Regions from separate parts of the Homo sapiens genome. Here region 2 is linked to region 1. A link is a loop called in an ENCODE intact Hi-C map of the cell type or tissue named here. Cell type or tissue: mammary epithelial cell. All regions are shown on one strand. Each heading gives the region's core, and the rest is flanking DNA. Links, peaks and the distances in the headings are about the cores only.

Region 1 (2,933 bases), core at 113-2,612:
AAGGCAAAGGTAAAAATGGATTTGGAGAGGAAAAACATAGAGTCAATTATTGGAGGCCTGTGAAAGATTGAAAGGTAGCTGGAATGGAATTACTTCAGTAAGTAAATAAGAAAGTTAGAATGTGAAAGTAAAGTGGGATGTTTAAAATGCAGATTTTTGGCTGGGTGTAGTGTCTCATACCTATAATCCCAGCACTCTGGGAGGCCAAGTGGGGATGATGGCTTGAGGCCAGGAGTTCAAGGTTAGCCTGGGCAACATAGCGAGGCCATATCATTACTAAAAATAAAAACAAAAATTAGCTGAGTGTGGTGGCATACCTATAGTCCCAGCTACTCAGGAGGCTGAGACAGGAGGATCACTTGAGCCCAGGAGGTTGAGGCTGCAGTGAGCCTTATGGTGCCACTATACTCCAGCCTGGGAAACAGAGCGAGACACTGTCTCAAAAATATAAATAAATAAAATAAAAATAAAATGCAGATTTTTGACATGGGAATTAAAGAGATGAAGACAAGATCCAGGAGTGGAGCAGGTCAAAGATTTTAGATGGATCCGTGTTGAATTTCCACCAATGATGACTGAAATAGCAATGAAGAAATCAGTGAGCCAAGTACTAACGGCGATGATCAATGGAGAGTGTTGTTATGCATTTTCACTTAAAAGGTTAAAAAGTGAGGGATTCTTTATACTTTAATAAGGCACTGTCTTCGTCTTTTCTGGAAACTGTGGGCTAATAACTTAGCTTTTGGAGATAAATAACTTCTCTCTGTTTATCACACCACAGAACAATCCACATGAGCTATTAATGGGGAGTGACTCTGCATGTGATATCAGAAGGCCTGAAAGAATACTGATAAAATCTGAGAAATATTCGCGCGTACACACATCTATGGACGATTCCAACTGCTCGGTGGATGTAACAAAATTAGACTATTTCTCAGAAATAATCTAGTGTTTGTTTTCTAATTTATAACAAAAGTTCAAGCAGTGGAGTTTAAAAAATTAGAATCATTTCAGTCTAGAACATAAAGTTCTCCTAAATGGACACTTTAAAATAGTGTTCAGGAAGCTAAAAATATCTATATAATACAGTCAATTTAGTTTATCAAGGAAGTTGAGAAAGCAGATTAGAACACATCTTACTTTGACGTGTACATTAAATCACTTATTAACAGTTTATTCTTTGGTCTAAATATGTATAGCAGAATAATATGAAGGTAGGCCCAGAGATAAAACTAGCAGTAATATGAAAAAGTGTCATGAAAGTTTAAATATGTAAAACTGGATTGTGTATACTGTTATATAACATTTTATCTATTAAAGGACTATAGAAGACTCGGGTAGAACATATTTAGAAAAAAATTATTTCCTGATTGGCATAAGTATTGATTTGACTTACAATATATTGCTGTATTGACAGGTGACTGAGTTTTTTAAACAACCAGCAAAGAAACTTACATATTCCCTTTATAAAGCACAGCTTGCTTAAAATAGTAGCATATTCTTAAAGTCCCAATAAATGGAGGATTTCTGTGTAGCTGACCAGACTGTTAAATCATAAAACTATAATATAAGCAGTTAAGTTTGCCATCTATTGGTGAAACAAACACAGTGTAAGCATACCAGAAAAGTCGTAGTCTAAAGGCAAGTTATATGAGCATTTTTTTTTGTTATATAAGGTAACATTTCACCATATCAAAATATTCTAATTTATCCATAGAAAAATCAGTCTCATTACTGCTATGACATATTCCAGTCATTGAAAGGATACTAGATCTGGAATCCTATACCATGGTTCTTTTCACAGCTTTTAATGTGCAGTGTAACCTTGTACAAGTTGTTTAACTTCCTATGTCCCACTTTCATTCTATACAAAAATCAATTATGAGGGTGATAGCAGCAATTCATCAGTTCCTTTAAGTTCTAATATTTTATAAATTTTATAACATGAATATATGAGTAGATGCAGACATTGTCACATTTAATGGAGTTCAATTTTAATTTTCCTTTTAGGTAAGAGACATACATATTTTTCTGATGTAAACTCTAGAAGCCACTGTACAAAAGGCTTATTTTAGGAGCATAGAAATTACTCAGTATATTGTAATTGAATGCATAAGTGAATGGGTAAAACACAAAATGAAATGTTTTATAATTTTATAATTCTATACCTCCTTACTCTGTGTAATCATTAAATTTTATCAATCTGTGGCACATGGTTTACTGATTGTCTAAGTTGGAAAACTTTTCTCTTTGGAGCAGAAACAAAAGTAGAAACAAAGAATGTATTTAAATTAAATAAATCAAATCATTTATGTAAATTTGTTTTATATAATATATAAAATAATAGTCATTTTTGTTTTTTCATGTTTAAATGATAGAAAAATTAAAATTTCTCTTTGAACAACATTGCAAACAAAATGAATTACCATTTTCCTAATCCATTTGAAAAATACTATTTTTAAGAAATCATGATGTCTTGTATTGAGTATTACAGGGAAGCCAACTGAAGGCAGGCAAATGGTACAAGTTTTCAGGACATGGTTAAGATGCTTTCATTCTTCTGGGATTTACTCTTAAAACATAATCAGAAATATGTAATATGTATATCCAGTGTTATTTGAAACATTGCATATTTGTTAACAACTAAATATAACAGTAGGTGTATGGCTATTCTAAATTAGTTATAGCTCCAAAGAACATAGATAGAATATAAAAATTCAGGGAATATGGTCATAACATTTATGGTACATTCATCAGTCATCACAGTTGATATCTTTGGTAGCAGGAAAAAAAATTTAAATGTCAGAGCTCCTAAATTAGAAACAAAAATAGCAAAGCTAAACTAAAATAAAAGCAACCCATAATTTCATATCTGAATATCTTTAACATAAGACAATGTTATGCTAATGAATTTTAATTAGCAAGTTAACATT
Region 2 (2,933 bases), core at 316-2,815, 190 kb before region 1:
TTTGGGTACAGTTTTTTTTAATTTATAAAATAAGGGGGTTAAATTAAATAATTGGTAAAAATATTTTCTTCTGTAAAGTTCTGTAATTTCAAAGGTATTATTTGCTTTTCTTAGATCTTTGTCATAATTGTCTTAAGTTGTGAATTAGACAGATTTAGATAAATATATAAAACTTGTGTAGGATTTATAGGAAAGCCACAAACGATAATTAAAAATATAGAAAATGTCTTAAAGAAGAGGTTCAATAAAATGAGACTCACATTTTTATTCTCATAAAATGAGAGAGTTGGTGACAATTTAATATTAATTGGCAAAGCTACACAGGATTGGAAAATACAGTCTTTGGAGTCCATTTGTTTTAGATTCATGTTCCAGCCTTTACCTTCTGGTTGCAATGTGATCTTGGATTACTAAATTGAAATCTCTTACATCAACTTCCTCAACTGTAATATGTGTTTATTGATACCCATCTCATAGAGTTATTGTAAAGATTTTTAAATAATGTATATGAATAATTTAGCATAGAGCTTGACTCAAGGTGCTAAATGAAAGCCAGATGCCTTTTCTCTCTTCCTTAAGTAAGTTTCCACTCATTTGACACATAGAAAACAAACCCTGAGCCTTTATCCAGGAACATTGTTTTCTGGAACTTTGTGTTTTTGGTACAAAACACACAGTCTTAGATAATAGTAGATACTAAAGGCTAATGATAATGTTAGTGGCCATGGCAATGATGCTTAGAAAGGAACTGCTGACCGAGTATTAAAGGGTCTAGTTTACAGCATAAAGTTATTACAGTGCCACAGAAGTGCTACCATGCTACAAACAAATTTAATAACTGAATCGTGTTTGACTAAGAATATATTTACACGGTAAATCTTTAGACAAAGAATAGTGTGTCAGCTAATAATGAAAGAATGGTTATACTTTGAATGTATATCTCCTTCATGAAGCTAGGTAAGTTTTTTTAGGTGTTTTTCAGCTGTAAGGCAAACAATGATAGGAAGTATATGTATTTTACTTGGCACAATGTCTTATCAGTTACCTCTAATCCTGCTATATATTCTAACAGGGTTGAAAGAATTTCATTTCTTTCCATTAAGAAAACCTAACTAGCTGGGCGTGGTGGCTCATGCCTGTAATCTCAGCACTTTGGGAGGCCGCGGCCGGGCAGTTCACCTGAGGTCAGGAGTTCGAGACCAGCCTAGGCAACATTGTGAAACCCCATCTCTACTAAAAACACAAAAAATTAGCCAGGCAAGGTGACAGCCACCTGTAATCTCAGCTACTTAGGAGACTGAGACAGGAGAATCGCTTGAACCCGGGAGGTGGAGGTTGCAGTGAGTCGAGATTATGCCATTGTACTCCAGCCTGTGTGACAGAGTGAGACTCTATCTAAAAAAAAAAAAAAATAACAAACCTAATGAATATGATTGGTCCCTTATCTCCATACAAATATATGTTTCTTGATACCCTTCTCCTAGAGTTATTATAAAGATTTTAAAAATAATCTATATGATTAATTTAGCACAGCGCTAAACATTGGTTTCAAATATGCCTATGCACTGATCTTTACAGAAATGAGTCTGTGTGTATCTGTAGAAAAGGGCAGGAGCTATGTCAAGCCATAGCAGAGTAAATCACTGACTTAAAACCATACAGAATGCTAATCTTACTGATATTGCAGTTGCAAAGAAAATCATCTGTTGGCTCATTGATGTACATAGGGTCTGCTTGGGCAATTCATTCTCATGGGAAAAAGCTCTCAAAATAAATACGAAACCTAAATAGTCAAATGGAGAAAGGAAAAGGAGGGCCTGTCTGATGAGCTGGCTGATACTGGAAATGAACAGAATGTCCATAGGACCAAGACATGGGGAAAAAAGTGAGGCGTGACTAATCTCACCCTGCTGCCTCCAAGGAGTATCGGCCTCTGACATCATCCCTTGAAACTCTCATTGTAGAGTCACAAGGCCCATTTTGAGCAACTCTAGAAGAAAGTAACTAGAAGGCAATCTTTGGACATAATGGTAATGCATAATTACTGAATGACAGAAAACACTGGAACACATGTCATTTCACTTCTGACCCAGCCATTTATTTTTATGGGAAGAACAACAAGAGAATGGCAATGAAATTACAGCAAGAACACTTTAGCTTAAGAATTGAGTAGAATTTTGTTTTTTAACTGATATTAATAAAAAATGTAAAAATGTTACCTTTTAGCATTTAATAATCATATTTTAATCAATATTGATTCTAATGTGTTTTCTGGAAATTTTTAAGATGACTTAGAGTTTCTATAACACTTCATTGTCCCATTTTCCTTTTAATTTAGTTTTTGTTATTTTCAAAATTAATAAGCTGTATCATTCTTTAAATTTTGAATCTTATCTTTCTTAAATTTTTTACTCGGAGATTTTAAAAAATTTTTTTGGAGGTAATGTGTGTGTGTGTGTGTTTTTTTTAAGAGACATTTACAATCAGTGTAAAAAGTATCCCACTATTGTGAAATTGAAAGAAATACCTGGTATACCATGTTGCAGTCTAAATCAGATAGTGAGATTACTGGGTTTGCTTTTAGTGGATTTTATTAGACAATGTATCAATATTATCATTTTCTTTTTTGTCTAGAAATAAACTCGTGTGTATGTATGTGTGAGTAATATTTTTAACCCCAAATGAAAATTGAACCAAAATTACAGTTGGGCATTTTGTATGTGTTAGACTGTCAGTGTCAACATCATCCAAATATTGGTTAACATCACCTGTATACCAGGTAATATTGAATCCAAACTCACCATATAGTGTTAATAGCATAAAGTATTGTATTTTCTTCACTCACCTGAAATGTAATATTGCATAGAAATAGCCCATGCAGTTTTTCATATGTCTTCTTCATCCAACAAATGTGGCTGTGATTAAGTACTCAT

What was found. Hi-C counts contacts between places; a loop is a spot of excess contacts. Peaks named below come from ENCODE experiments on the same cell type or tissue, not always from the same donor. Only the 100,000 strongest peaks of a DNase experiment are listed, where the experiment ranks them.
Region 2: a loop joins it to region 1, with 9 times the contacts of the local background. A loop is called at or near these places in 10 of 110 quality-filtered maps.

Annotation. Positions count from the first base shown.
Region 1 is chr3:86,784,231-86,787,163 of GRCh38, reverse strand. No RefSeq gene overlaps it. Among named protein-coding and RNA genes, the nearest start is that of VGLL3, 210 kb to the left of the region's middle. In mammary epithelial cell, for the core only: a CTCF peak has its summit at 1,605 (motif pointing left); no DNase peak of the experiment used is centred there.
Region 2 is chr3:86,972,601-86,975,533 of GRCh38, reverse strand. All of the region lies in intron 2 of VGLL3 (vestigial like family member 3), which reads left to right. Among named protein-coding and RNA genes, the nearest start is that of VGLL3, 17 kb to the left of the region's middle. In mammary epithelial cell, for the core only: no CTCF peak of the experiment used is centred there; a DNase peak (open chromatin) is centred at 1,873; H3K27ac peaks cover 1,814 bases.